Linked DNA regions of Mus musculus: region 1 is linked to region 2. Evidence: chromatin loops called from intact Hi-C (ENCODE). Cell type or tissue: left cerebral cortex. All regions are shown on one strand. Each heading gives the region's core, and the rest is flanking DNA. Links, peaks and the distances in the headings are about the cores only.

Region 1 (15,992 bases), core at 4,567-12,566, 160 kb before region 2:
CCATAGATGTTATGATTTATGCTCAAGTTGTAATGTTCCATTAACTGGCAATAGTCATTTTTACTATAATCAAAATGTGAGTCAGCTTCTAGCATTTGCTTGGAGGTTGGAGTTGAATAAAAACAAAATACAATTATCTCCCAGCTAATCTGCACTGGGACCAAGTTTCTTGAGTAGTGGAATGATGATTGGGGTAGGATTGTTTAAAATTCCCAACGACGGGGGCTGGTGAGATGGCTCAGTGGGTAAGAGCACCCGACTGCTCTTCCGAAGGTCCAGAGTTCAAATCCCAGCAACCACATGGTGGCTCACAACCATCTGTAGTAGAATGAATAAATGGAAGGTTTTTGCCTGTCAATGAAGAGCAACCACTCCACGAAGCAAGGACAGGCACAACCCGGTTGATTTAGGTTATTCATTCATAGTCAGCTTCGATTAGGGAAACTTTGCAGGCGTTTAGATCCATCCGTTTCTTGTAACTTTAAGTTCTGAAGACATCTGTCTTCTCCAGAATCCCTTGAGGTTCCTCTCTGCCAGAAACCTCAGATGGACCGGCTGGCACCACATAGTGCTCGGTAAATTCTCACACTGGTGCTGACTCAGCACACACTCTACTGTGCCAGCGAGGGCGCCAACAGCTTCAATGAAGAGGAGACAGACCATATGCTAAGATGTGACCTCCATGTCCATCCTTAAGTCCACCGTGATGAACAAGCAGGTGTTTAATAACTGTGGTTTTCAATTTGTCACAGTGTGGGTTCTGGAAGAGAATCCTAGACCCAGTGTGAGAAGATGACAGATAGAGCTGGAGTCTTGGAGACAAAGAGAGACACATAGCTAATTCTTGGTCTTTGAGACAGGCTATCATCTGGAAGCAGCATTCTCTCCTCTCCTCTCTCTACCTCTCCTTCCCTCCCCTCCTGCCCTCTTCTCTTTTCATCTCAACTGTGCTTTGGTACAAACTGCAGCAACTTCCTCCCAACCCCAGGCCTATCCTCTCTCCACTTCTTCTCCTGCTTCTTTCCATTTATTCTAGAGGAAGGAATGCTTTGTTAATCCATTCGTTTACAAACACCTATGCATACCAGAACCACACGGGTATGATGGCAGCCAGCTCCACTAGCCATGTGTGATTTAAGAGGGGTTGTGTGGGGGCTGAATTTTAATTTCTAACAAATTTTCAGCTGGCCACAATTTGGAGAACACACACACACACACACACACACACACACACACACACACACACACATTTATTTATTTATTTATTTGTTTGTTTATTTATATTGCTCAATGTAAGACTTGCCTTCTCCTCTTTGAGCAGGTTCCCTTAGATCTCAAACTTCTTTGCATCCTCAGAGTTTGGCAATATGCCTGACTGAGAAAACAGCTCATGAGCGTTGGTTGATTCTCTACTTTTTCTACCTGAATGTTTACTTACCCCAAAGGTTCATGTGTTGAACTCTGACTCTTGATGGGATGGTATTTGCAGACAGGGCCTTTGAGAGTTGAGGCATTGTGGACGGGGGGCAACCAAAAGAGAAGGACACACAGGTAGCTCTCCCACCATTGACTGTGATGTCCTAGAAAAGGCCTTAGCAGGCCTGGAATCTGTCAGTGCCCCGAGGCCAGACCTTCAACCTCCTGGACTCTAGGAAGAAGTGCCTGTTTGTGAACTGTTGAGTTTATGGCCAGTTGTGCAGAGCTTTCTTTAAGATGTGTTATTCCTCGGGCTGGGGAGAGAGTTCAGCAGATAAAGTGTATGCTATATAAACATGAGTCGGGATCCCTGTCACCCGTGCAAAAGCTGGGTAGAGCAGCATATGCTGGGAATCCAGCTCTGGGGTTGGGGAGAGAGGAGGGACTCTGAGGTTGGCTAAAAGCTGGTCTGGCTGAATCAGTGAGACACTCCACAGCGGACACTCCAATGAGGTGGAGAGCAATTGAAGAAGACACCAACATCAACGTCTGGCTTCCATGTGTACATGCATACACCTGTACATCATGCATGTGTACACACATGTGCATGCGTGCATGCATACATGCACGTGCGCACATGCAGCTGCAGCAAATTTTATGGAGATAGGAGCATTTGGGCAGTATTTCTAACAAATGATGCACAAAACCCACGCTCATTTCTACATACCTGGAAGGCTGAGCTAATTATCTTTTGGCTCCTGGCATCTTGCCTATAAGAGATCCAATGAATGCACTATCACAAGGCATTTGGTGACATAAGAAGATCAAATTATATAAAGAGAAAAACCAAGTTTCCCACTAAGGTAAAGGAAGAGTGCAAGGAGGAGACCAGCACCATCAGAGGTTAAAGTAGTCTTTTCTCAGGAGAACATTCGGGAACCGAGCATTGGTTCACACCAGTTAGCCTTTGGTCCCCACGGCTGACACACTCCTGTTTCCACGGATCTCTCTCTCTCTCTCTCTCTCTCTCTCTCTCTCTCTCTCTCTGTCAGTTCAAAGTGTGGCTTAGCCTGGGATCCATTTCCCAGCCACTTGTGACTTCCTCGTTGAGCTCTGAAGGGCAGAGTTTCCCAAGGAAGGATTTTAATCATATGAAACATTGTGAGAAGTTTTGTGTTAAGGTGCCCGGAGGCCCGTGTGTGCCATATTGTTTAAATACCATTCCTTTTAGTTAATTATCCTGAAAAGAAATAGAGCCGGTCATTCAATATCTCAGTCTGTCCGGAAACTGTAACAAAACCCTACAAATTGGGTGCCCTTGAAACAGCAAAAAATTATTGCACAGTTCTGGGGGCTCAGGTGACATCTAATTACTTCCTCAAAGCCCATCCCCCAACCCTTGTGTTGTCAATGGCATTTCAACTTATAAATTTCCAGGGAAGGGCAAACATTCAGTTTCTAAGCCCATGCTGTACAGATTATAAGAGACAATGGCATTTCTGTTCTAAGCTGAATGCCGTCCTTAGAGATGCATCGTCTACCATAAGCAGAGAGGTCATGAGACACTCACTTTAGTTGAGGAGCCTCACCTGCCAGCATTTACTTTCAGCTATCCCTGCATCTGTGTTTTGGAAGCACTTAGCAGTGGTACACTGGTGGCCTTATGTATGAATTGATGTACTTTGTCCACCTCACTTTGCCTGGATAAGCTGAATGTAGTAGCTTCAGTATCCTCAATATGACATCATATTATATGGGTGGAAACCAAGTCACACCCCAGGCAGACACACCGCCAGTTATACCAGCCGCTTGCTGGGGCCTCACTGGAAACTCAAGGATATTTTCCTGATACATGGCAGAACCAAATCTTGTACTCATGATCTACTCAGATCTGGCTTGTTCCTCACTGATCTTTCTGTGGAAATCCCATCGTTCCCCTTCAGCTCGAAGGAACCTTCTTGCATTCAGTAGGACCTGAGAGAGACAACCCCTTTGTCAAACCTTTATCTCCAAAAATACTTACATTAAGATTCATAACGGTAGCAAAATTATTGCTACAAATTGGCAAAGAAAATAATTTTACGGTTGGGGCTCAGCACAACATGAGGAACATAAAGGGTCACAGCTTTAGGAAGGTTGGGAACCACTGTTAAACTGTGATCCATGCAAGGTTATTCCCTGCTCATAATCTGCAGCCAATTCTCCAGTTCACAGGGTGGACTGGCTGGTTTTGTGTGTCAGCTTGACACAAGCTGGAGTTATCACAGAGAAAGGAGCCTTCCTTGAAGGAATGCCTCCATGAGATCCAGCTGTGGGGCATTTTCTCAATTAGTGATCAAAGGTGGGAGGGCCCATTGTGGGTGAGTGGTGCCATCCCTGGGCTGGTAGTCTTGGGTTCTATAAGAAAGCAAGCTGAGCAAGCCAGTAAGTAACATCTCTCCATGACCTCTGCATCAGCTCCTGCTTCCTGACCTGCTTGAGTTCCAGTCCTGACCTCCTTTGGTGATGAACAGCAATGTGGAAGTGTAAGCTGAATAAACCCTTTCCTCCCCAGCTTGGTTCTTGGTCATGAAGTTTTGTGCAGGAATAGAAACCCTGACTAAGACACAGGGTCTCTTCTATCAACCGAAGCTCAGGTCCTGGGCTCTGCCCAGTTCAATCATCTATGGGAACTATTCTGCCTCATATCTTGGCACACTTGAGGACATTCAGCCAAAAGTCCTCTCTTCTAGCAGGTTTTACTGGCCACTCTTGCCAGACACCAACTATATTACTTTATCCAGTTTAAAGTTTCCTTCAGAACTTTATAAGTTATAATTTCTCATTCACTAATTTATTTTGAGGCAGTCTGGGCACAGAGCCCACGTTAGCCTAAAACTTGCCATGTAGCCTTGAACTTGCAGTCCTCTTGCCTCCACATTCTGAGTGCTGGAACTACAGGTGCACCTCCATGTCTACTCAGTTTGCTTATTCTCTTCTTATTCATCCTCCTTTGTCTACATCTCCAGGAAAGATGGGTCTTATATAAAGGATGATATTTTCCTTTGGTCTAGAAGAAAATAAATTTAGCTGAGTGGAAAGATTTGTTAGCATGGTATCTCTGTTTTCCAAGAACAGTCCAGGGCTTTCTAAATAATTAACAGCTTAATTCTTAAAGGTGTGGTAGGCCAAGATAGATGGGATGGACACTTTGATGGTTAGTTTTAAATGTCAACTTGCTGAAATTAACCTAGAATCACCTAGGGAGAATCTAGGTCAGTTTTGCCTGTGGGCATGCCTATGGGGGATTGTGTTGCTTGTTAATTGATGTAGGAAGACCAAGTCCGTTGTGGGCATCACCATTCCCTAGTCAGGGTTCCTGAATTAGTTAAGATAGGAGAAAGCTAGATGAAAATAAACAAACATCATGGGTGCATTTCTCTCTCTCTATTCTTGACTGTGGATTTGATGCTTTAAGTTCCTGCCTTGACTTCTCTACAATAATGGACTGTAACCGAGAATGGAAAGCCAAAGAAAGTCCTTCCTCTTCTAAGCTGCTCTTGGTCGTGGTGTTTCATCACAACAACAGAAGAGAACCTAGGACAATCACCTTACCTGTGAGAGCGAGGAGCCTATGCAGGTGTGAAGACCTGCTCTGATCATTTGAAGGTGGTTTGGAGTCCATTGTGGTGGAAAGGAAGTGAGGAGAGTGGTGGTGGTAGAGAGGCTGCACTGTGCTCGTTATTACATGTCTTGGGCATCCTGCCGAGGGAGAAGTTAGCTCCTCACAGGCAGCACAGGCAATGGTAATAAGCCAATTATGTAACTGGGGAACAAAGAGGATATAGTTTGATTAATAGCCAGCAAAATCAGTCAAAGCAACATGTACCAAGGCCAGCAACTAACAGAACAAGTAGGGCAGGACCCCCACCTCCACGGGGCAAACAGTGCAGAATCATCTCCCCTGTTGGGCCAGAGGAGAATATATGGTGTCAGCCTCACACTGGCTTGGCCTGACATACACCCAGAGAATTAACAAATCTTAATAGAAATGACTAGTGATCTGACTGTCCAGTGGTAGCTCTCCCTTGGGACTTGTCCTTTTGGAGACTCTCTCACTTAAAAAAAATTCTCTGTAATAAATGTGCCTTTGCGTTGACACTCCTGTGTTCATGTTTCATTTTCCTCACTGAAGTAATACAAGTAATTGGGAAGACACTGGCTCAGAGCCTGTCTCTGGTGACCACTGAATTGTCCAGCACCTGAGGTCCCTGGAGCCCACGGACTGAGCCCATCTGGGCTAAAAGAGGTCCCATACATCCTTCTCAAAGGCCTATATAAATGCCAAGCAGAGTTATAGCAGGGTAAGTATCCACCTTACATGTTTGTGTAAAGCTTCTTCATTGTGCTTCACTTTGATGAGGTTTAAGAACTAGTATTTCCTGGTTGGGAATGTTTGTGTCTTAGAAAAAGAATGACTGTATAAGTTTAAATGTGTACCAACTAATATTAACATTTGAAATGTCAGTTTCTCCATTTTGATAACTGTTGCATGACTTTTCCAGGGGAGACGTGAACAAATATCTAATGGCCTCAGGTGGTGTACCATGACAGATAAAAATGATTCTAGTCTAGTGCAGCTTAGTGGACCAATGAGTTTATTCAAAGGTCTCGGAGCAATTTCCCAACTCTAGGCTCTGCTCACATTCACCTCTGACCCACTTTTAAGGTTAAAGATATTGGCTTGTTATCTCCCTCAGGGCTTTCTTGGGCTCTAACTGCAGATTTGATCAAGATCAAAGTATCCTGTTTTCTTTCTTTTCTTCTTCTTCTTCCTTCTCCATTTCCTTCTCCTTCTTACAAAGACACCAAGTTCCATTTTGCCCCATTCTGCATAGATAATTTAATCCTATTCCCTTATTAAAAGCCCAAGAAGACTGAGATGACAAAAAGTTAGCTCCATAGGTTGATACATTTTTGTCTTGAAAGAGGCAAGAATCCTTGCTTTCTAAATCATAATTCAGGGCTTTTATTTCTACCGAGCCATTTCTGTCGTATTGATTTTTTTCCTGATGTTTTCAAATCCTAAGTCACATTCTCTCTGGTATCTTTGGCCTCTTTCCACATTGCCTGGCTGAAATAGGCTCCGATATGCTGGGCCCTGTATTATTTTCATAGCAGTGATTTGCAAGGTCAGAACCCAAACTTCTATAGATCAGCAGCTGTTTTAGCCTCATCATTTTTCCCGGTCATAAGCGAGAATCAAGAGGCCGTGTTGTGCGTGTTGGTTGCTCTAGAACGTGCCTTACTGCCTCTCTCTGGCACAATGGCTCTACGAGAACAATTATGATGTACTCAGAGTTTGATACATGCTTCTCAATGGTTCCTCCTTCCGGTTCTAGTTCAGCGAAGTATGAGTCACGTGATCATCCACCAGCTGAGAGGATCTGTGGGTTATATGAGACAATCCCCTTCCGCCCCAAACAGGAAGTAAGCAGCCCTCCTTCCTTCAGTGTCGGTTGTGTGTGTCTTGGATCACCTCTCCTACTCGTCTTCCAGCAGCTACAGGGTCAGCTGTGGAAAGCTTGAGACTCCTGGGTACCATATGCTCTTTCTTCCTTACTGGGCATCAAGTAACAGTGTGGGCTGTCACCTTCCAGGCATACTTCATGATTTGTTAAAGACGAGTGAGAAGAATTTAGAAAATCCTCTTCTGCCTCAAATACGCCCACGTTCAATCCAGTCCCCGTGTCTCTGCGTGCGCTTAAAACATTCTATACTGGCTGCCTGAAACTAAATATGGACTGTGTTTCTTTACATTTCTGTAGCAATTCTCCCTCCTCTTTCTTCTTCATGGGCCCTGTCATCTCTGCTCTCTGGTTTAATGTTCAATTCTGGCTAAGGAGGAGCCTATGAAAACAGAAAAATATTCATTTATTTGGCCCAATGAACTGACCTACTTAACATGTTCTCATTTAACTTCCACAAGAACAAATGTTACATATGGGGAAACAGAGGCTAAAACCTGTAGGAGAGATGGCTGATGAAATCATCTCTAGCTAAACAGTGGCTCAGGATTAGAACTCAGGGCTCCCCAAGGCTTAGCCTGGCTCCAATCCTTGCAATGTCTGCACCTACCTGGAAGAGAATCGGAAGTTTCTGGATGCTTCCTTATTTATTTGGAGCTCATTTGTTGCTCTAAGGAGACGCTAATGCAGACAGCAGGGGTGCAGCTTAAACACAGCACAGTGAGGGGGCAGCTGGCAATGGTAAGAATACAGAGTAAGAGAAAGGTGTCTAGGCAGAGGGTATTTTATAACTCTATATAAAATATAACTATTTTATAAACAGCAGAAGTATTTTATCATAAAGCACAACAAAGCAGAACGGCCACAGGGAGAATCGTTTTGACTGTCTCAGCTTCCTGCTCTGTTATAAGGAAGGGCACTTATGAAATGCGTTATCTTTTCTTTGAATTGGAGCATGCCACTATTGCAGTAAAGATGCAATAAAAACTCCCCAGCCACCACTCTTCTCCCAGAACTGTTTCCTAGGGTGGAGAGATGGCCCAGTGATGAAGAGCACTGGCTGCTCTTCCAGAGGACCTAGGTCCTAGTCACAGCTGCTTGTCGCTCCAGTCCCAGCGGATCTGGTACAGACACGTGGTGTCCACCTGTACCCACAGGCAAGGCATTCAGATAGGAAATTAATACATCTTTTCTTAAAAGTAGTGACAAAATGAAAAATAGGGCTTCTTACCAGATATTCTTTCATTGAGGAGGACCAAGAGTTTGACCCTAGCAAGATATTTTCTCAAGGAAAAGGAGAATCTGGTCTCTGGACCAGCCATGACTAGCAGCTGGGAAACTGGTTCAACAATACCAACGGGCCCAGCCACCTGTGGTCTCCCAGAAGCTCTGCATTTATGCTTCTGATTCATCCCCTGCATATTTCCCCGTGGATTTAGTTGTAGCACATTGAATTACCTCAGCTCCTTTCTCCAAAATCAATTTGAACTTGAGTAGGTAGTCTGTTTCTGGACTCTCTGACTTGGCCGGTTGATATAATTCTCTGCCCACCAACATCACATGTCTGGATCACTTGAGATGGCCACTGAAGTCTTGCCTGCATTCTTGTCTTTCCTTTGGATGGTACTCGTGGTTGAACCCAGGGTCTTGTGCATGTAAGACCGTGGCTCTCCTGCCATGGTCTGTGTACCCAGCCATAAAGTCTCTCCATTCTAGCAGAGCTGTGTCTTCTCCTGCAAACACTGAAAAACTTGCACTATGAACACTAACTCGCTTCCTCTACTTATTAGATTTCCTGGGCTACTACACTAAACACTCAGCCTAGTTTTCTAGTAAACAACCTGAAAATAAGCTTTTCCACAGATTTTTTTTCCCCCACAACAAAACCATTTTATCCTCTCTGATACCCATTCCAATTCCCTCAGCTATTGTCTCAGGCTTTCTATGACTGCAGTGAAACACCATGACCAAAGCCAATGTGGAAACTAAAGGGTTTAGTTTACTTTACAACTTTTCTATTATGAAGGGAAATCAGGGCAGAAACTCAAGACAGGAACCTGGAAGCAGGAACCGAAGCAAAAGTCATGGAAGAATGCTGCTTACCGGCTTGCTCCCCATGGCTTGTTCAGCCTGTTTCTTATTCAATCCAGAACTACCTGCCCAGGGAATATACCCATCGTGGGTGGGGCACTTCCATACTCCTTCCATGTTGATTGCTAATCAAAGAAATGCCCCACAGACTTACTTATAGGCAATCTGATGTAGGCATCTTCTCAATTGAGGTTTCCTCTTCCCAGATGACCCCAGCCTGTGTCAAGTTACTGTAAAAAACTAGCCAGGACAGTCACACTAAAGTCTGGCCTGTGTGTCCCTAGGGTAACAACTACTCTCATCTCACCCTTTATCTGTTGGTTCTGAGGTCAAGACAGCACCACCAAGCAAAGAACTGGGTGAGAACGAGCCAAAGCCCTCGTGTGTCCTTCCTCTTTAAGATTAGGACCTGTACTGCCTGTTCCAGTGTCTCAAAACTGTAGTCATGCTTGGTCCAGTTTAGGACCTGTGCTGAGTAGGGTAATACACTCAGTGACAGTTTTCATGGAACAGTTTGGGTCTTTCTCTCATTTACAAATACACCTATAGAATACGCGCACACACAAATGCGATCTCTCTCTCTCTCTCTCTCTCTCTCTCTCTCTCTCTCTCTCTCTCTCATACACACACACACACACACACACACACACACACACACAGATTTCAAGAATCTGTATGTGTGTAGGAAGCATACATTAGCCTTATCAATACAACCAGCCATTTCATGTAATAGCTCCCCAGTGATCAAGCACCCATGTTTTTTCCTGCCTTTCCCCTTTCATGTGTGTGTCCGTATTTAAACCCTAGTCCTTATCTACTTTTCTAAAGAGGTTGTCACTGTTTCGGGCAAGCCATTCCCATACACACAGCTGTTTCTCAGGCAGCTAGACTACATATGTCTGCCCCGCCCTCTTAATAAATATAACATAGGGTATATTTATATCTCCTACATTCAGAGTGGGTCTTCTGTCCTTAGGTATCTTTAGGGACGCACTCTCTCGGACATGCCCAGAGGTGCATCTCTGGTGGGGATTCTCAACCCAGACAATTCGCTTCAGCATTAACGAATTCCAGGGCTCGCCTTAGAGTCAGAGCTCTGGGAGGGTCAGTGAGGTGCTTTTCTAGATTAATTTAACTGAGAGGAGAAGATTACTCTCAACTGGGGTAGTGCCATTCCGTGGGCCCATGGGTCCTTTACTGCATAAAAAGTTGAATACCAGCATTTATCCCTCCCTGCCTCTTGACTGTGGGTATGATGTCACCAGCTGCTTTAAGTTCACCATGCCCTCCCACTTCCATAAAATGGGGCCTTGAGCCATGAGCCCAAACAAAACTTTCTTCCATTAAGTTGCTTCTCCTCGGGTTTTTGTCACAGCAACAAGGTGAGTAACTGTTAGATCCTCTTTGTGGCTGTGTCACGCTCTCCTTCCTTACTCTTCCTTGCTGTCTTTTATTTTAATTTTAAAGACTACATTTATTTGTGTGTGTGCACGCATGCGCAGCATGTGTGCACACACCACACACACACATCTGAGCCGCGCGTGTGCGCGCACACACACACAGGTTAGATGACAACTTTTAGGAGTTGGTTTTTGCTCCTTAGGATGGAACTCAGGTCATCAGACACGGAGGCAGTGCCTTTACCTGCTGAGCCATCTGTCTCATGGGTGCTGTTGCGGAGGAGTTCGTTATCCTTGGTAGTGCCTTCGCTCTCCTTCCTTCTTTTTCACTCACCCTGTCCACGCTGCCATCCACAGTATTTCCAGTTGCAACTGCTCTCTATTACCCATCTATCCCTACCGTCCTGACAGTGCTTCCGTAGGCTGTTCAGTAGCTGATGTATTCGTAGTGTTCCGCTCCTCTAAGAGTTCTTCCTTACGTCACAGCCCATAGGGAAGGCGTACACGCCCCACAGAAGCTGCAAGCACAGATCTTATCTGTGAACTTGTGAAGACATTGCTAAATGGCTATGGCATCCTTTTCCACCAAGGCGCCTCAGGATATTACTCATTTGCCGTGAGTAACTGCTCCAGGCTGGATGACTAGTCAATTCGACAGAACCCAATTCCTTCTCTAGCTAATTCCGTGGCCTTGCTCATAATTACAGCTTAATCCTTTGCTCATTTGCAGGGACTTTCACGCATAGATTGCTGAAGTGTTTTCCACCAAGGGCCGCTTTTCATTCAGGAGAGGCTGTGAAGGCAGAGACTAGGGGGCTGTGGTGCTCTGCCCTTACAGCGGAGAGACAGACAACGTAGCACAGAGCTGCTAGGGTAACCAATGTGCTCTTGCCTAAGGGGCCAGGTTGTCACACCCATTTTATTTTCCTCTCAGGGGTCCCTCTGGGAGACCTTGTTATTTCTGTGGTTCAGAATTGCAGATGGGTAAAAGGCTGTAGCAACTGCGCGGAATGGCCATGCTCTGGAGTCTCTCGGGTCAAGACGAGGATGTGTTCACATGTCACAGCCCATTTCGTTACTGTGGCGGACTTCTCAGCAGGCATGACTGAAATCTCTCCCCTGGGAATAGCAGGTGTCTCCAACAAATAGCCGCATCAAAGTCACAGAGATCTAAGTCTTATGTTCCAAAGTCCATTTGGGAAGCCACAGAGACGCCAAAGCGTCTCTGAACACAAGATCAGTGTCACCTGTTAATCTATCTGCTAATTTTCTTAGGTTGTACTGTCCAGTGCAGTTGCCATCCGTCCTGTGAAGCTACGTCAACATGAAACTAAATTAAATTAAAATGAAATGAAATTAAAAATTTAGTTCTTCAGTCATGTTAGCCACATTTCAAGTGTTCTATCTACACTGGCTATGTGTCTGGCCGAGTGGCTCCCATGTCATATGTGGAACACTGCAGTAGGCCTGTGTCTGAGCCAAGGTGCTCTGGGCAGTGTCTGTTGTGTGTTTGGAACCCAAACTGCAGAGACATCCAAATACACACGGTGGCTGAGTGGTACAGAGAGAGGCACATTGGGTTGGTTGCTGTTGGATTTTAAATTAATTTCCGGTCATTTTGTCAACCATTTGGCAACATTCAGTTCTGTGACCCTCACCTGGTCATTGTGGCCTACACGTTTAGAGGCTATGATTCATATCATACAACTTTTATGTTGCTCTCAGCCAAATAAATGCTTTTCTCCTTAAGGCTCTTTGTTTAATGTGTCCTCTGAGGAGAGCATCAGGGGACTGTTTATGTGTTGTAGTCAGAGGCTGGTGTGGTAAGCAAGAGTGTGCTGTTTATTTTCTGTTGTTTCTGTAGCTAGTATCTTCCACGATCCACGTGAACTCTCTTTTGCATGCGTTTGCATGGTCGGGTGATTTGCAGTTGCCTCAATATGAAAGAGGTAGAGAACTCAGTCATTCAAGAGAGGCACCATTGGGGAATGACGTAAGGCTTCTAACTGCTCTGTGACATTTTTATTCCTACTTCTTCTCTGGCCTTAAATAAGAGCTTGTGTGCACCAAAAATAGACCACCCAGTTCCGTGTGGCTAAAGCTGCCACAAGATTTTGAATGAGGTCCATTTGAAATGACTTCAGATAGATTGCGGTGGCTATCCCCGATGTAAAGTTTATTCTTCATTGCAACTGGAAGCCAAGTGTTTGCCTCCCAGAGTACTCCGAAGATGAGATTAATTTTTAAAAGCGCGAAATAGCACGAAATAAGAAAAAAACAGAAATAAAATAAAGTGTGGCATGTGAAAAACATCTTTATGATTTTTAAAAAAGATTTATTTATTTAGTATAGGTAAGTACACTGTAGCTGACTTCAGATACCCCAGAAGAAGGCATCAGATCTCATTATGGGTTGTTGTGAGCCACCATGTGGTGCTGGGATTTGAACTCAGGACCTTCAGAAGAGAAGTCAGTGCTCTTAACCACTGAGCGATCTCTCTAGCCCCCCATCTTTATTTTTTTTATCCATAGGTTTCACAGATTAGTATTCATCCTTGTGATTTTTGACTGAATTGCCTCTTGGAATATGCTCTGCCTGAGTGACTATTATTTATGCTCTCTCCTTTCCCACACCATCCAGAGGTTAGAATCCTGAGAACTGTTTGGAATAAGGAATCCAAATATTGTCTTCCAGCTTCACCTTGTCACGACAGTCCTCGCCAGGGACAGCTGAGGTGGGTTGACTCATCACATGACTCTTGACCAAAACCTCATCTTACGTGACTTCCTTCAGCCTCCCTCCAGCAAAGGAAGAGTTTGACTCTTGTTTTTTCCCCCTAAGGTTTAATAAAAGCTCCCCAGGCAGTGCTATTATTTTTTTACTTGAGATTCAAGACTAATTCATTTTTCTCCTTTATGGCTTTAAACTTTAAAAATGGAAATGTAATTTATGTACAGTGAAATGCACATATTTTTAGTATATACTTTGATGGGTTTTGACAAACACATACATCACGTAACCCACTATCAAGAGGTAGGGGATTTGTATCTCCTTCGTAAGTTCCCTTCACCCTTTCCCAATCCACACACAATGACTGATCAGTGCAGCTCACCTAGAATCTCATATCCTTTCGTATCAGGCATTCTTCGTTTTCTATGAATTTTAATTAAACATTGAAACATTGGACCAAACCCCTTGGCAGAAAGGCTAATTCTAAAAATATAAAGAGAATGACTTGGTCTTTTAGAAAAATCTTTTTAATTTCTGATTGTCATGACAATGTGGGTTTTGACAGGTTAGTTAAACTCTCTGAGCCCCAATTACCACTCTAAAAGGATTGCTAAAGTATCACCTTTCAACATTTTTTACTACGCTAAAGTAAAATAAGCATCATTTGTGGAGTGTTAAAATATTGTCCATTCCTTCTTTTAGAAGAGAATGTGTTTTTCATCAGAGACTAACAAGTCAGTTTGGCCAATTGTGTGGCCGTATGTTAGCATAGCTATTCATTACAATCAGCATATTATAAATGTCAATTGTTAAGTAGGCAGAGACCAAATTATTCTTTTATACAATTGTGTGTGTGTGTGTGTGTGTGTGTGTGTGTGTGTGTGAGAGAGAGAGAGAGAGAGAGAGAGAGAGAGAGAAAACACTCATTTAATCTTTATGCATGTCCTATGAAAAATTATCTTCTGTTGTCTTCAATAGACCAGGAAACAGAAACACAATGTGGACTTTTAAAAATCAGACCTGTAGCATTAAAGAGTTCACTTCGAATGGAGTAAAACTATGTCCCCAGACAAGGGAACCTTTAGTCTTGTGACTGGTCTGCACACAGAGGAGTTTCCGGTGCAAGCTGGGACCCAAATGGAACAGATGTGTGCTTCACTGAAGCAGCCCACATGCCTTCTGCCTCCTATGCAGCTGGTGCTTGGTCGTTGACTGAGTCCATTCCTTACCGATTCATTCATGAACAGGGTGTGCTATTCTAACCACTTATGCAACTCCTATAAGGCAGAAAGTATTCTGGGCACTGGAAAGTCAGCAGTACGAGAGAGAGAGAGAGAGAGAGAGAGAGAGAGAGAGAGAGAGAGAGAGAGAGAGAGAGAGAGAGAGAGAGTCCCCACCCCATTGAAACTCAAATTTTGACTCAGGAGGATGGACAGAAAACTTAACTAATTATTTAATTAATTAACTTCAGGTCAGTAAGTACTTTGGAGAAAAACAAAAAAGAAAAGTGTAGGTTTCTAGAATATGCTATTTGCCTTTCTATAGATGTCGACGGAAGACCTTGCTACCCTCTCAATTTGTAGAACTCATAAATGAAGGAGGACAGGAGTGAACTTCACAGATAGGAGAGGGGCTCTAGCCAGAGAGAACAGAAATTCAAAAGCAGCAGGGCAGTAGGCACTTGGGTATTTTCTATGAACAGCCGAGAAGCCAGTGAGCTTGGAGTGGGCGGAGCCAGAGAAGAGTGATAGACAAGAGCCATAGGGAGCCAATCATGGAGCTTGGACCTTACTGTGAGTGGCATTCTAAGCTACGGGAAGATTCTGAATGGAGAAAGCACATGATTGGATTTGTTATTCTAAGGATTCATTCTGGCTTCTGAAAAGGCCACATGGAAGTGTAGAGCCCAGTTGGTAGACAAACACAACAGTCTAGGCAAGAAGGGATGCTGGCTTAGGTGGGCTTTGTCATTTTGGGGGCCATGGGAAGTGGTTGGACTTTGCATGTGACCCACAGGACTTGCTAGCAGGTGGGCTGTCATTTGTGAAAGAGTGGTCTAACATCTGTCAGTGGCTGTCTTGTGAGCTGGTAGGATAGAATCACCATTGACTAGATGGGGATGGCAGAGAGAGGAATGGGCTTGAGAAGTGAGTTAAGATGAGTAGAGATGTTCGATGGACAGACAGATATGTGAACTGGAGTTTTAGGGACAAGAGTTTTCGGAGATGAGGGGAGTTTAAAAGCAGAGCCTAAAGGAGCATGCTTCAAGGAGTGGACATGCAGGCAGAGGAGGAGCAGGGGGACACCTGTAGCTGATGAGGTTGGCTTAAAGCGCAATTGCTGTTGATTATCAGATGTTGTTGGAAAGCTTTTATTCTGTTCTTACTGTTGAATATTCCGTGCCCTTTCTAGCCTGTTCTTCACCATGCCATGCTATGGGGTATTCTTCCTTTTATCTCTAGGATGGAAACCAGCCCTGCACACTGCTGGCTCTGGAGGCCTGGTAGATTAACAGGCACCGGACTTACAATTGGTCTCTTAAGCCTTTCAACTCTTTAGAAGCAAAGGGGAAGGCATGGAGGGTGCCATGAAATCAAAGACATTGTTCGTAAGCTCCTGGATCTTATCAGTGTGAGGAAGTGTTCAAAAAAGTTCTGTCCCCCCTAGAGACAAAAAGGTAAGAAGCATGCCAACGGTTTTGCTTTAATCCATGACCTTGGGAACCTCCTTCATCTTCTAGTCAGAGAAATACAACTTGACTTTGTTGAGTTGTGAGTAGGGAGAAATAAGCCCCGCACTGTCCTAGATCTGATCATATGATCTCCAGGTTGTTTGAAAGGGTCACTCT
Region 2 (15,992 bases), core at 3,094-11,093:
GTGACTTGACACAGTTAAATGTCACGCTAGGACTTGAAATACCAGTGTTGTCTTCTTCAGAGTGGGATGCCATGAGGATGCAAACCTTTCCATGGCAGTCTGTCACCTTGGGGGCTCCAGAAACTGAGCGCTCATCACACCCGGGGATCAGCACTGTTTCTACTTATTAATATTTTTAGTGTCTGATGTATACAGCGGGCACAGAATGAAGGGCTTTTAAAAATAGCTTTCTAAGTCTATTTGGGCTCAATACACTCTGCTAAAAAAGAGTTGTTGGTATCAGCAACTCTGGCTCCATTTGCTACCTCCTCTCTGGATATTGGCTCCAGGGCCATGAAAGGTCTCCAAAGATTGAACCATCACCAGTCTCAGTCTTCTGAAAACCCTTCTGATGAAAAAAAAATCTACCCAAAGACAGGCTCTACAAATCCAAAATTAGGAACTAGGGGGCTGGCTATCAAGATTGCTCAGCAGGTAAAATCATTTGCTGTGCAAACTTGATGGCCCGAGTGTGACCTCTGCATCCCAGGATGGAAGGAGAAAATAGATTCTTGTAAGTTGCCTTCTAATTTCCATTTACTGCAATGATGCATGGTCACATGGGCACACACACACACACACACACACACACACACACACACACATCCCAATATATAATTTAAGCTTTAAAAGTTAGGAACTAGAGTTTGTCCTATGTGGGGCTGAGGGTTAGTTCTGCTTGGCTAAACACGGGACAGTGAAAAACTCTTATAAAATGGGTGTGTGCAACATGAAGTTAACCACCATCTCTTCAGTCAGTATTGTGACAGCTATTTGGAGTTAAGGGCTTAAAATACAGAGTTTGCCTTTGCTATGGAATGAATGTTTATCTCTTGCAAAGCTCAGTGTATTGGATTGCTGCTGTAGCCATAGCAAGACATTAGACCTTTAAGTGATGACTAGGTCTTAGGTGTCTACCCTCATAGAGTGTCACTCATGGTGCTATAAAGGAGAACTTTGACCCCTCCCATGCCCCTTCATCCTGTGCCCCCTACCATGTGAAGAGGACAAAGCTTCCATGTGCCATCTTAGAGTCAGAAGAACTAGTCTTGCTGTCACTTGATCTTGGATTCCCAACTGTCACAAATGAATATGTATATTATTGTGTTCATTATAAATTAACCAGGCCAGGTACAGTGACACAGGATCATAATCCCAGTATTGGAGGCTGAGATGGGGAGATGGAGCTAAACTAGGGTAACATTAGCTATACAGCAAGACCTTGTCTGTGAGTATAAATAAATATTACCCAGTCTGCAATATTACACTGCGGCAGTACACATTGACTAAGAAAGTCATTTTGTATTGATGTCTTTGGGGAGATTGGCATCTGAGTCAGATTACGCAAGCCTGGGGAATTAACTAAAGAGGAAATGGCAGAGCATAGAGTTTACCAACCAGGACTTGCAAATGTCGGAGTAGGAGGAAGTCCACAGGATAGGAGTGGAGGTGAGGGGCAGAAAAGGGCTTGCAGGAAGGCGGATGGAGAGGGGACCAGGAGGGCTGGGATAAACCCCTAGAAGGCAGGCTGACAGCATGTAAGAGTGGCAGAAAGGCTACCCCCGGAGTCGCTGCATTATATCACAGAGCTAGGAGAAAGAATTCTGACTTCCTTGGTGTAGCAACTCATCCACATTGTTTACATGCCAGAGTGGTTTTGGGGGTGGGTGATAATAACACTTTTAAAATTTACCTAATTACTAAAATTGTACAGTGATGGTCTATGAGATAACCTTTTAAAATGTGAATATCATGTAATGACTAAATTGAGCTAACAGACATTTGCATTACCTCATAGAGTTGTAATTTGGTGGTAGGAAGTTCTTTGTAGAAAAAAAAAAAGACTGCAATCCACTGATGTTAACGTTAGCTGTGTAACAGCTCTCTACAGCTGACTCCTTCCACTGAAATGTTATGCCTTTGGATGAAATTTCCCCAACTTTACCCACAGCTCCTCAGTTCTTGGCAACCGTCTTTCTACTCTGTTTCTCTGAGTTCACTCCTTTTTAGTTTTCCCACTTACATTAGTGTCTTAGTTGGGCGTTCCATTGTTTTAATGAAATATCACAATCAAAGTTAAGTTGGGGAGAAAAGGGTTTATTCAGCTTACACTTCCACATTGCTGTTCATCACCAAAGGAAGTCAGGACAGGAACACACACAGGGCAGGAACCTGGCGGCAGGAGCTGATGCAGAGGCCATGGAGAGGTGCTGTTTACTGACTTGCTTCCCCTGCCTTGCTCAGCCTGCTTTCTTTTATAAGCCAGGACCTTCTGGTCCTGGCTAGAAATGGCACTACCCACTATGGACTGGGCCCTCCCCCATCGATCACTAATTGATAAAATGCCTTACAGCTGGATCTCACGGAGACATTTCCTCAACTGAGGGTCCATTCTCTCTGATGATTAACTTGTATCAAGTTGACACACAAAACCGGCTGGTACAGTTAGGTAAATTTGTTTGCTTGTGTCTGTTTTATCTCTCTTAATATAATGTCCTCTGTACTCATCTATGCTATGGAAAAACAATGGAGTTTGCCCTTTAAGGCTGAATACTATCCATTGGTGCAGGTATAGAACACTCTCCCTTGTCCACTCATCCATCAATGGACTCAATTCTATTTTTCTTTCCACTGTAAAGAACACTGCAAATGTGGGGGTACCAATACCTCCCCAACACAGAAGTGCCAACTCTTGGTTTATGAACCATTCCTATATATGACAGGAGCATGAATCATGTGTAGAAGGATTAACTCATCATAATTCATATAACAGAACAGACCACTCTGAAAGCAAACCAGCTAAAGGCTTATATTGCTACAAACATGGTAGGTCACAATGTATGTGGTACTCAGTAGAGCTTCGGAGCTATGTGAGTACAACCTGAAAATTGTGCTGTCTAGGGACAGAGACAAGTCAGTGGGTGAAGAGCCACCTGACCTACCATGGGAAATCAGTGGTTGAGTTCTATAAAACCTCTTCCTAAATCAATAAAACTTTGTATGCGCATTAGGCTTTAAGCTATTCATACAAGAATATTAGCATCCTAAAAGCATTTCATGTCCACAAAAACCACATGTGCACGAATACTCAGAGCACTGTCATTTCTAATAGCCTCTAAACTATCCAGAGTCCATCATCAAACAAATAGGTAACACATGTGGACTATGACCCCAATACAGTTATAGGCATCATGCCAAGCAAAGGGGGTCACGCAAGTGTCCCTTTAAGTGATTCAAGTCACATGGAAAGAAAACATGGACTGTTCAAGTCAGAAAGCAGACGGCATAGAGGTCACGGTTGAAACAAAGACTGAAAAGGTGCCTGAGGAGATATTACGGGAAGTGACTGAGACATTCTTTTTTTTTTTCCATTTTTTATTAGGTATTTAGCTCATTTACATTTCCAATGCTATACCAAAAGTCCCCCATACCCACCCACCCCCAATCCCCTACCCACCCACTCCCCCTTTTTGGCCCTGGCGTTCCCCTGTACTGGGGCATATAAAGTTTGTGTGTCCAATGGGCCTCTCTTTCCAGTGATGGCCGACTAGGCCATCTTTTGATACATATGCAGCTAGCCACCCCATAATCAGCATCCAAACGCTGACACCATTGCATACATTAGCAAGATTTTATCGAAAGGACTGAGACATTCTTTGTCTAGATTACGATAGCTTCAGAAGAGCATGCATCTTCAAAACCCCATTGAATTGTGCTGTTTTAACTTGTGGGTCTTACGTGCCCAAGTTTAATCACAACCAGTTTGATTAAAGAAACAACCGATGTTCCAAGTTTTCCTTCCCACAGGTTATGTTGTTGGGGATGATATTAATTAGCATAGGCTTTTAAGTGTTTAGTCTGTCAGTGTGTTTTGGTATGGTTTTTATGTTATAACTAGTCCCTAGTGATGACTTTTTAAAAATGAGCACATATTGATTCTATAAAACAATGGATTTTTTTTTTTGTCTTAGTGAGGGTTTCTGTTGCTGTGATAAAACAAAAGCAACATGGAGAGGAAAGAGTTTATTTTGTCTTACAGCTTACCATCCATCCCTCAGGGAAGGCAGAAACCTGGAGGTAGGAGCTGAAGCCGAGCCCATGGAAGAACAGTGTTTGCAGACTGGTTCCCCTGGCTTGCTTAGTTTGCTTTCTTACAGCACCAAGGACTGTCATCTGCCCAGGGATGTCACTAACCGCAGGGAGCTAGACTCAACCGACTGCATCAGTCATTAATCAAGACAATACCCCACAGACTTGCTACAGGTCAATGTGATAGAGACAGTTTCTCAATTAAGATTCCCTCTTCCTAGATATATCCAGGTTTATTATTAAATTGACAAAACCAAACCAAGACAAAAACAAATCAACACCCAAACAGCGTGGACACCACTGTGACATCGTCATAAATGTACATAACACACTCTGTTTGCATCTCATTGCCCTCTCTTGTCCTCCCTCTGGTCTCCCCTCCTCTTGCCAAATAGTCCCCTTCCACTTTCAAGTCTTTGTGTAAGTCCCAGGTTCCACAGGGAGGAAAGGCATGCAATACCTGCCATTCTGAGCCTGGTTGCTTCTGGATCGCACGTTGATTTCCAGTTCCACCCACTGGCCCGTGGATGACTCAACTCCATTATTTGCATAGTTGAATAACAGCAATGTGCATATAGAACATATTCCTTATTCTCTCATCTGTCTGTGGGCACCAAGGCTGGTTCTGGGACCTGACCATTGTGCACAATGCTCTGAGACTTATCAGCAACTTTTGCTTGGGAAAAACAAAGTCTCTTCTTCCATGAGAGACTGGATGAAGTGAGATATCCATATGAAGTGGAAAATCATAAATAATTGAAATGTAGGAATGGACATCCTTCACTCACATTCTCACTGCCTTTTAATAACATGGGAATACAAATACTCACCCATCAGCCTCCATAACTTACAGTAACTTATGCATCCATAGAGAGCCAGAAAAAGGAGTTCAAAGCTCTCCAAATGAATGAAACAGTAATGAGAAATGTCTGAGCCAAGACCATGTAATTAGCCTGATTTGGTCAGTCTACATTATACACCTGTACCAAAGCACCACGCCACAACTCTGTGCAATTATTAGGCATTACTTTTTGAACATGTAAATGTTTGTCCATATAATCTTCAAAATGTAGAAAGGACTGAATTATGGTTAGAAATCCTCTGATAAGTTATTGTGGTCATTTTATCTCACCTATTCCTGATATCATGGAAAATTCAAATTGAATCAATACGCTGGATCGTTGCCCAGCTACTTTTTCTCTATTAGGTCTGTGCTGAGTTGGCAGAGGAAGCCGCCGTGCTTTAGCTCCAACGAAAAAGATGACAGCTTGTGACACATTTGTCACAGGAGCCAGGGAATCCGAAGAATGACAGACAAACTTTAAAGGACCTCCTTTGCGCGTGGCAGTGGCTTTCCTTGCTGAGGGTCTGTGTTTTCCCCCCTTCATCTAGGAGAACATGAACCAATTACAGTCGTAGCCTGCCAGAAACGGCGCTCATGCCTTTGATCAGAAAACGATCAAGCACCGCTCGACTACTAGCTTGCTTTAGTTTGGACGCGTCAGTTATTAACAGGTAGAGTGTGAGCGTTTCATTGTTTGCTGAAATGTTGGCAGGGGTGGAGTGGAGGAGGAGAAGAACGGTGGTTGAACAAGGGGGCTGTGACCTCAGCATCAAGAATGTGTTAGACATATTGTGATTCATAACAGTAGCAAAATCACAGTTACGAAGTAGCAATGAGATAATTTTATGGTTGGGGGTCACCACAACATGAAGAAGTGTATTCAAGAGTCTCAGCACTAGGAAGGTTGAGAACCACTGTGCTATAACCATTCCTGTTTGTTTTTAAAGCCACTGAAGAAATGCTGTATGCTTACACATTCAGTGGGCAGTATCTAAAACTGGAGCTCTGAGCCCTTTTTTTTGAGTGTAGTATTTATAATATCCCTTATAATGCATTTGGAGCCGCAGTCCTGGCTACGTCTGTGTGAATCACCTAAGGAGCTTTTAAGCACTATCAAGGCCAAGCCCCACCAGAGAGATTCTGATTTAATTGGTCTGGGATGAGGCCCAGGCAAAGGTATTTTTTAAAAAGCAGTCCAGGTGTTTCAATATGCAGCCAGGATGGAGAACTACCGAGTTAGTGGCAGGAAAGCTGCTTTTACAGTGATTTAAATAAATGCAATATATAGGAGTTTTTATAACCTACATTAATTCAAAAGAGGTTTGAAATGAATTCCAAAAATGTATCTGTTGCGAAATTTTGGTTCTTTTTTTTTTTTCACCTTAAAAATTGTAATTAAATACAAGAAAATCTAAACAAGTTACCATTCTTTCCCCAGTGGTCAAGAAATGGAAAAGCTTGATGCTACCTAGCAACGGCAAGGGCCTGTGGAAACGGGGTTGCTGATAGGACCAGCATCACGGTGAAAACCCCGCCCAGTTCCTGAAGCCATGTCAGCAGAATCCATGCAGCTTTGATACAGCGTGTCTAGCATTTGTGCTTCTGGGAATTTGTTTGTAAAATGTCACCAAGATCTAGGCTTAGCAATGGTTCTCATAAAACATTTGCATAAAACACGTGGCAGAATTCAGAGGGTCCTTCACATGGGGGACCCAGTGGGGTGAAAAATTGATACAAAGCATGTAAGGATGGTAGACACTTAACATCTCCTTCACTGCCTTAGAGAGAACACAAGAGGAAACGTTTCCTACGTAGATAAGACCAGGAAATGGAAACCAGTGACATTATTCTACTATCTGGCAAAATAGGCCATAGGCAAAAACTAATCAAGAGCCAGCGAGAGGGCTCAGCAGGTAACAGAGCTTGCTGCCAAGCCTGATGACCTCTGGGAGTTCAACTTCTGGGATGCTGATAGTTGAAGTGGAGTTGTCCTCTTGAATCGCTCTTATTAATTTTTAAAACAGAATCTCAAAACTCTAAGAACTGTGTACCTATAAAAGGTGGCCTTCACTATATTCAAACTAGTCCTCAACTTTAATGGAAAAAAAAAATAAAGTAAACTCTGCTACCTGCACGCATTTCTTCCGTGAATATTTTTGCATCACCTACTATGACCTAGACACTCTCCCATGGTCATCCAATCCTGATGTGTAGAAAGCGCTGGAGATAATCTACAGTGATCAATGGAGTCCTTAAAAATTACTTGTAGAAAGAAAAAAAAAAGTGAAGAACTGTAGCGGGGACTGGAAATGGTGGCCAAGTATCTTCTTCAATTCTCAACTGAAAAACTCTTGAAGTCTGGTGTGAAGACATATTGCAGCCAATGGATGCGACACTCCCCGAAGCACCAATTTAGAAAAGCATTTTTGGGCGATAATTGGCTGTGTGAAACTCACATTTCCATGCAAGGAAGCCTCGTATTTTTGGTGGAAGGAGCTGGAGAAGGGAGGTGAGGAATGGAGGGGGAGGGGTCAGCATAGTGGCTGGAGGTCAGGAGGGCTCAGCAGCCCTGCCCCAGGCTTGATCGGGTCCATCTTGACTTTGAGGACTCAGCATCCCTCCCCATGGAGTGAATGAGCCGGGCATGCGCTGAGGACGCAGGGCAAAGCTCCTCCACGATTCATTTTCCGTGGCCTTGTCAAGCCAGTTGGCCTCTCTAGGCTTTTGTTTCTTACCATAACAGAGAGAGAAATGTTGTGGTAGGGAGTGAGGACGATCTGAGCGGAGCTGAGGGAGTAGGGAGCATGATCAAAATATGTCGCAGGAAAATTCCAAATTTAAAAAAAAAATAGTTCTACCAAAATAGATTTAATGGGTCCTTAGTAATGTTAGTGTCACAGGGTTTCCTTAAAGGTGGTTAAAATGTAATTTTTATGTTATTTACATTTTACTAATTGGATGATAATTCTTAATAGAAAAAAGTGGAGACAGATTTCTGGACCACCTTTCCCTTTACTTGAGAAAAAGTCCAGATTCTGCAGCAAAGCCTTGGGCAAACAGGTTTTCGTGTGACCTCTGGTTATATATTAACAGTCTGAGTCATCCAAGATGAACCCATTATCACCTTTCTCAAGAGCTAGCCTCAAGTGATTTCACAGGAGAGATGCTACACCTACCCACAGAGGTAATAGGCCTCCCAGACAGGCATTCTGGGAGGAGGGTCGAGCCCAGAAGCTCCCGGGATCATCGGTCCAGTCCCCACACAGGGCATAGAGAACTCTGCTTGTAGGCAGCTCAGAGGTCTTTTTGCTCACAGACATGCTCCAGTGTAGCCTGAAATGGCAAGCACACAGGGTTGTTCCTTCAAGAGACAGAATGCCAAACCTGTTTTCTGCTCAGAAGGCAGGAGCAGCTCTGCTTTCTGGCCTGGTAACCTTTATGCTGTATGTGTGACTTTCCGGCACCGAATCCTTCTCCAGATCTGTTCTCAGAAACTTGCTTTTCCTCAATCTATAGAACCCACCTTTACTAAAGGTATCACATGTACTTTCCAAAGTTTCAGTGTAGTTATGTCTGATCTGCATTTAGCTTACTTTGTTTCTCAAAGAATGCTTTGTTGTCCTTGCAGGATTGGGTTAAATATCACAAGAATAGCTTTCACCAGATTATGGTGTGTTTAAACCTAAAATAACCTAAAATAAATCAATTGGGGGGGGGTCAAACTCCTGAAGTTTAAACCAACACTGGCTACTGAGTCCTGTGTAATAATAATAGCCCTCACTATCGTGATGACAGGAACAACCACTGGATCAATTTCTACATATACAAAGCTCAAACCACCCGAGGCACGCCCAACCCCAGGATAGGAGTGGGAGACAGGAACTTCCCGATGGCAGAGAGCACGACTTCTTGCCTTGCTTGGCAAGCCCTGTGTAATCTGCTTCAAATATGTTATATTGCTCTATACCTTTGGTATGGTGTATTATTCTCTGCTTTTTCCTGTTACACTTATTTAAACCTCTTAAAGCCTCCTTAAAACAACACTTATTAAAACACAAGTCAAAACCTCTTCATCTGGGCAGCTGCAGCTTAGAAAACAGCCTTCTAGAAATGCATCTGGCTCTCCAGCTCTTGAGTCCTGGTCTAATTGCCCTGATTAGATGGTTTGGAGTGTCTGTGTGTGTGTGTGTGTGTGTGTGTGTGTGTGTGTGTGTGTGTATGTGTGTGTGTGTGTGTGTGTGTGTGTGTGCTCTCGCGCGCACATGTTTGCTATTTACCTCTGTGTAAGCGGGATGGTTACCCTACATGTTTCTAGGGACTTTCCGCACCCCATCTTCTATAGAAGTGCTGGAATGGTAGACATGGGCTACTTCTATGTAGGCTTTTACATGGCTTCAAACTCTATTGTCTTTACAGTTTCTCAGGGCATGCTTTACACATTGAGCCATCTCCCAAGGCCCTAAACATAATTTCAAGATGAATTTTCTGATTCTTCTTTTTTCAAATAAACGACAACATTTTCAAAATAAAAGATAAGGTGCTTTTGGAGTAGAGTAAAAATTTCTAACCCTGTTTCCTTATTTCTAGGGGCTAAAGGGGACTGGCTTTATATTCTGAATTTCTAGTGTAGAGCCCTTAACCATGAGAGGAGACATTGGTATTATTTCTCTAACTATACTACCAGAGGCTACTGCAGTCCTGTATACCATCCATTATCCACATATCCATCCTTCCTTCTACCCATCCATCCTTCCTTCTACCCATCTAATTATCTATTAAACATTTATGATTCTATGGGTTAGCCAAGGCATTAAACAGGTTCAGGGAGTGGGGATAAATAGAACTTTAGAGATGCTCATAGTACACTGAACACAACCACACTGGGATGTCATCATAGGAAAGGTTAGTTATAGTCCAAGGCTGCTTTAGAGGATATTGCATCTGTAACTTGAATTCTTCTTGACAATTCCCAGGTATAATAAGTGGATCATTTATGAGTTTGTGGATCCAGAAACTTGGAGAGATCTGTGCTTCAAGGAGTAGACCATTCCAGTTTACTGTGAACTGAAAAGGAGTGAGGAGTCTGGGAGGTACCACTTTCTTATATTAAACCACGCTGCTGTCCTAGGCTTTCTATGTTGTAGCAGTTTGTGTTAAACATCAGAATATAAATGAGGAGCAGAGCATTGCAATTGGTAGTTATTTTCAAGCAACACGAGTGATCGAGACACCTAAGAGGGAAAAATTAATGACAGTGTTATGCCCAAGGAGTGGACAAACCTCATAGTCTGGTCATAAAAGACAGGAGGTGGGAAGGAAAGATGGAGATATCTACTCTCTGCCCCGAGAAACAGCCCAAGAGTTAAAGGATAAACATCTCATCCACAAGGAGGATGAGCAACCTGTGAGTGATTTCTGTAATTAGAAGCCTTTGCTGAAAAGCACTTCTGAGTAATATCTAGTTTTATAATTGATTTTTCAACTGGCAAATTAAAGGAATTCTTTCTTACTTGTGTTCCAATTTTTCTGCAGGAAAGAATCAAAACCATTTGTTCCATGACTGGTATTTCTACTTTTATCTCCCTCCCCCAAACAATAACCAAGATCTGGCAAGAGGCTTCCTTAGGTCGTGGGATGAAGTTTCTTGACTCATCAGATTTTCCTGAGTGGGACAAGAGCTTTAGGCCTCCTCTCCAGGAAAAATGAAGCATGAACATCTATAGACATAGCATTTCCCACACAATTTCCATGGATTAAAAAGCCTATTGGAACTTACCCATGTGCCCCACCCTCAGGGGGTCTTTGCTTCAGGACATGTGAAAAATGTACTTTGGTGCAAAAATTCTTTAGCTTTTAACTGCATTGATTGATGAATCTCCAAAAATATTGAACAGCTATTTTCAGACTGGAGGCTTGTGGAAAATCTCCAGTGGTTAAAGTCAATAGCTGCGTAAGCTGGGTACTGGGACATCTGACTCCATAGAGCTGTGAATAGTCTTGCTTCTGATAGAACGGCCAGCTGAGATATAGGACATCCAGTTAAATCTGAGTTGCAAATAAGCAGAAAATAAATATATTTTAGTATCATTATGTCCCATGCAATTTGCCCAAGTATAAAATCATGTATTATTTATCTGAAATTCAAATTTAACTGACATCTTCTATTTCAAGTTCCTAAATCTAGTATATGTATTCATAGTCACTTTATATAGTGGAGTTCCCTACTGTATTAGTTACTTGTGTGGTAGCTTCAACAAAAATACCTCACAGTTTAAGGAAGGAAGGGTTAATTTTGACTTGTAGTTCCAGAGGACTCCAGGCTCACGGAGAGACCTTGTCTCAAGGGAAAAAGGTCGGGGTGATAGAATAGGCTAATAACATCTTCCTCTGACTTTGGCAGAAAGAGAGAGAGAGAGAGATCCAATCTTCAGTGATTGGGGAGGTAGTACAACCAGTGAGTAATTGAGTCAATGTGTTTGGTTAAAACTCTTGCAGCTAGAGCATCCATATGGCAAATTCTGACCAATACGGTATAAATGGAAGATTTCAGGGCATTTCTAGGTATTGTTTGCATTCCTGCTGCCTCTTCCTTCTTTATGCTTCTCTTTCCTATCAGAAGTTCCTAAAGAGGTCTGGGGTGGGCATAAAAGTCACCATGAGCTCATGAAGCAATAATAAGCATGAACGTTAGACACTAAGAATGGCGTAACAGAAAGGTAAAAGTGTGGGATATTGACATCTGGATGGACATTGTGATAGACTGCCTGCCTTAGTCTTTTCCTCTTGTTGGATAAAGAACCATGACAAAAACAGTGTAAGATTTATTGTAGCACAGTTCAAGAGTACAGTTTAGGTGGAAATGTCAAGATGGCAGAAGATTGGAACAACTGGCTATATTACATCTACAATCATAGTGAATAAATGTGTGTTGCTGCTCAGCTCCCTTCCTCCATCAATACAGTCCAGGATCCCAGCCAGGGAATGGTAACCCACAGTGTGGGAGGGTCATTCTATTTCAATTAGCATATTAAAGACAACTACTCACCCCTATGTAGGCATGAACAAAGGCCCTTTCACCAAATAAATGATTCTAGAGCAAATTAGGTTGATAACAATAATGGGTTGACCACTTTGATTTTAACAGCTAGGACTGTCAATAGCTAAAGCCCCTAGGCTATATGCCCTCCCTGGGAATTACCTTCAACTGAAGACAGAACACCTCACACAAGGTGGTGCTCCTTTCTTGGTAGGTAGCTCACAGTCCAACCATTGGTTGAAAAAGAAGTTTAAAAGCCTGCCCTCTCACCCCAACAGAGAATGACGCTGAAGGGTGGGCTTTGGTAGGTTGAGGCCTTGTGACTAGACTACTAACCTAGTTCTTTCTCCTACCCAACCCAGCTGCTTTTCTTTTTTCAGTGGATGTTGATCCCAAAAGCTCTTCACAATCAACTTCATGGCTGACTCTATCTTCATATCTCGACCTGCAGCAATGACCTGTGCTGCACCTACGACACACTTAAATCCTCTCCCTAAACTTCTTCCACCAGCCACAGAGCAGGATTTTTTCAAAGAAATGTCTGTCTGATATAGAGTAGCCCTTTGTATCTTGTGGGTTTAAAATTCTGAATCAAGGATTTCATTCGTGAGACAGCATGTGCTGCTGAAGCGAAACTTCAAGATTGACAGGAGGAAAATGATCCTCATCTGATTCTTGCTTTGTAATGCCAAGATGAGAAAACGATACTCCTCAAAGCCAGAGGAAAGGACAGGGCCTTGATAGGTCTCACTAAAAAACAAGGGGATGGAACTAGACTGAGACACAGATGGTGGTACCCTCTTTGAAGGAAGACCGAGGCTCAAGAAGAGTGGAAAAGCTGTAGGGATGAGAACTTGATGCTCATGTATGGATTTGCATCCATGTTTCCAGACGCCCCAGACATCATCAGCTCTAAAAAGTCTTGGTGACTGGAGTGACAGAGTTGCCCTTCATTGGGGTGAGCAAGGTGATTCAGAGGCACTTACCTCAGAGCTTGGTGACCTAAGTCCAATGCCTGGAGCTACATGGCAGGAAGGAACTGACCAGCTATTGACAGTCCTCTGACCTCCCCACACGTGCTGTGGTGCACAACTCTACCCTGTAACAAAACAAATAAAAGCCCTCCAAACACAAAGGCAAATAAAGTACGGAGAAGTGAATAAAAAAGAAACAAATGAAAGCAAATGTTTCTTGCTTCTTCCCATAAAGTAAAAAAGAAAATAAAGTCAAACACATTGCCAATCATCATAAAACTGAGGAAAATGAATAGCATGTGTCTTAGTTAGGGCTTCCATTGCTGTGAAGAGACACCAAGGCAACTTTTATAAAGGAAAACATCTAGTTGGGGCTGGCTTACAGTTTCCGAGGTTCAGTCTATCATCATCATGGTGAGAAGCATGGCAGAGTGCAGGCAGACATGGTAATGGAGGAGCTGAGAGTTCTACATCTTGATCTGAAGGCAGGAGGAGACTGCATTCCACACTGGGCAGAGCTTAAGTACAGGAGATCTCAACAAGGCTATGTCTTCTAATAGTGCCCCTTTCAATGAGTCAAGCATTCAAACACATGAGTCTATGGGAGCCATGCCTATTCAAACCACAGTGCATGAAATCAATATTGAATCTATAAAACCCATGACTACAGAAAGCCCTATTTAGAGTCTGAATTAGATGTATCCCATCTGAATAACATGTTATTCAAAACAAGGTTAAAATATGGAAAATGGCAAGGCAGTCCTGAAGACTGAATCAGAACTTACTAGTTGTATAATTTCTGACAGTTTTTTTTTTTTTTTGTCTTTGGATTTTTATATAACTTCAAGATCAAGCTAGTCAAAGTTTCAGCAAGGAGGGCGAACTTCAGCAAGGAACTCATGAGGCTTCACCCCAACTGAAGCGCTACTAGCCATGCTTTACCCATACTTGCTTCTACCTGGGTCACAGGGGTATTTTTTGTTTGTTTGTTTTTTTCAAGACAGGCTTTCTCTGTATAGCCCTGGCTGTCCTGGAACTTACTTTGTAGACCAGGCTGGCCTCGAACTCAGAAATCTGCCTGCCTCTGCCTCCTGAGTGCTGGGATTAAAGGCATGCGCCACCACGCCCGGTTACCTGAGTCATAGGAGTATTCTTAAACATCACCAAGTCACAGGATTCCTAAATTATGCCTAGAGCAGGCTTTTTCAAAGCTGGTACATAAGCGAGTGAATGAAGTTGATTATTATTCATTATCTTCATAGTTTCTTTCTTTTTTAAAGATTTATTTATTTATTTATTTATTTAATGTATGTGAGTACACTGTAGCTGTACAGATGGTTGTGAGCCTTCATGTGGTTGTTGGGAATTGAATTTTAGGACCTCTGCTCTCTCCAGTCCGCACCGCTTGCTCCACTTGCTCAGTCCTGCTTGCTCTGGCCCAAAGATTTATTTATTATACATAAGTACACTGTATCTGTCTTCTGACACTCCAGAAGAGGGTGTCAGATCTCATTATGGGTGGTTGTGAGCCACCATGTGGTTGCTGGGATTTGAATTCAGGACCTTCGGAAGAGCAGTCAGTGCTCTTACCCACTGAGTCATCTCACCAGTCCCTATCTTCACATTTTCGATTACAAGTCTTCAATTTGGATTCCAAACCCCATTTCAAAGTAGGTGGACCAGATGAAGTCTAATTATCTTAGCTTGTCCATCCAAAAATATGAATGGAGCAAAACTCAAGGAGTATGTGTCATATTCATTTTACAAAAGCAATGTTAGGAGATTGAGGTTAGTAACTGCCCTCATTTTTGTGTTGTGGGCATATTCTTTACATCTTAAACAATGTATAAATCTATCATTCACCTATTTGATGAATGTATTTGATTACCTTTATTTCCCACCCATCATATTTGGGGCTTATCAGAACCAGAAATTATGCCATGGAATAAAACAGTAAGGTCTTCATAAACTTTCTTAAGTTCAGAATTCAGAACCTTTCGCTCCAGTGTTTCAGAGTAAGGTTATCAGTCCGTTTGTTCCATGACTGCTGTTAGAGACACTAATATCCCAACTCTTAGTATCTACTCTTCTCCAATGAGGACTCCTTCTTCCACTTGGCTTTATTAAACAGACTTCTCTCCCAGGGAACCCCTGTCTGCCATCAGCCTTGTTGCCTGTTGTGTGACTTTTTTCTGGGAAAGTGTGAGCAAATGTCTGTTCATTCGAAGTAACACTCACATGACTGATCAAAGAAGCGATCCCACCCCAGTGTACTGTAGAGAAATAGTGAATGTATTGGGGTTACTTACAGGAACAGGGGTCACTCAAAAAACAGTGACTCAAAGGTCACCGTGACACTGAAAAGCCCACGCTAGCCCTGGTGGAGACTGATGAGACCTGATTCTGGAGTTCCCTGAACAACATGCAGGCATCTCTGCTAACAGTCTCCTCTCCTCGGCAGCCATTATTGCATATGTAACCTCCAGCACTCCTTTAGCTTTATTACTCAAAAATACTTCTCAGACCTTATATGTTTTCCACTTCCCAAGTCTTTTAAGTCTCCTTCCTTCCTCCAGGAGGGAACACTGCCCTTTGTGATGTCTCCTCAGAAACAACTCAGCTTCCTTGAATTTCAGTAGCCAATCTCAGTTTTGGAAAGAAAAAGTATAGTTTGTTTGTTTTTTTTTTTTAATGGCACTCAACCTCATCAGTGCTGTCCTGTCATGTCAGAGTGCCATTCTGAGATAACTTTGATTTCTTTGGCCATAACCAATCGTAGAGGCATTACTTCTGCACCTAGATTTTGGGTTATTTATTAACATCTCTTAAGAGTCTTACACTGTTGGCTTGCCATGTAAATATACTGTTTTGACACCATATTTTGATACTAAAGTGTAGTCCTTGGGCCAAAGCATCAGCACTACTCAACAGAAAAGCTCGTGCTTATTCAGTAGATCTCACTCAGATAGACTGATCAAGAAACTCTGGGGACAGGGCTCTGTGGTTTTGT

What was found. Hi-C counts contacts between places; a loop is a spot of excess contacts. Peaks named below come from ENCODE experiments on the same cell type or tissue, not always from the same donor. Only the 100,000 strongest peaks of a DNase experiment are listed, where the experiment ranks them.
Region 1: a loop joins it to region 2, with 2.4 times the contacts of the local background. A loop is called at or near these places in 2 of 42 quality-filtered maps.

Annotation. Positions count from the first base shown.
Region 1 is chr9:103,936,608-103,952,599 of GRCm38, reverse strand. Gm29154 (predicted gene 29154) reads left to right here. Exons shown (of 7, transcript NR_168125.1): 3 at 5,591-5,759; 4 at 13,055-13,148. It overlaps Gm32797 (a long non-coding RNA gene), which reads right to left and starts at 7,642. Exons shown (of 3, transcript XR_379794.3): 1 at 7,534-7,642; 2 at 5,011-5,221; 3 at 4,029-4,465. In left cerebral cortex, for the core only: no CTCF peak of the experiment used is centred there; DNase peaks (open chromatin) are centred at 7,040, 7,600, 11,003 and 12,420; H3K27ac peaks cover 727 bases.
Region 2 is chr9:103,773,000-103,788,991 of GRCm38, reverse strand. No RefSeq gene overlaps it. Among named protein-coding and RNA genes, the nearest start is that of Tmem108, 19 kb to the right of the region's middle. In left cerebral cortex, for the core only: no CTCF peak of the experiment used is centred there; DNase peaks (open chromatin) are centred at 6,489, 7,372, 10,581, 10,882 and 4 more places; H3K27ac peaks cover 1,921 bases.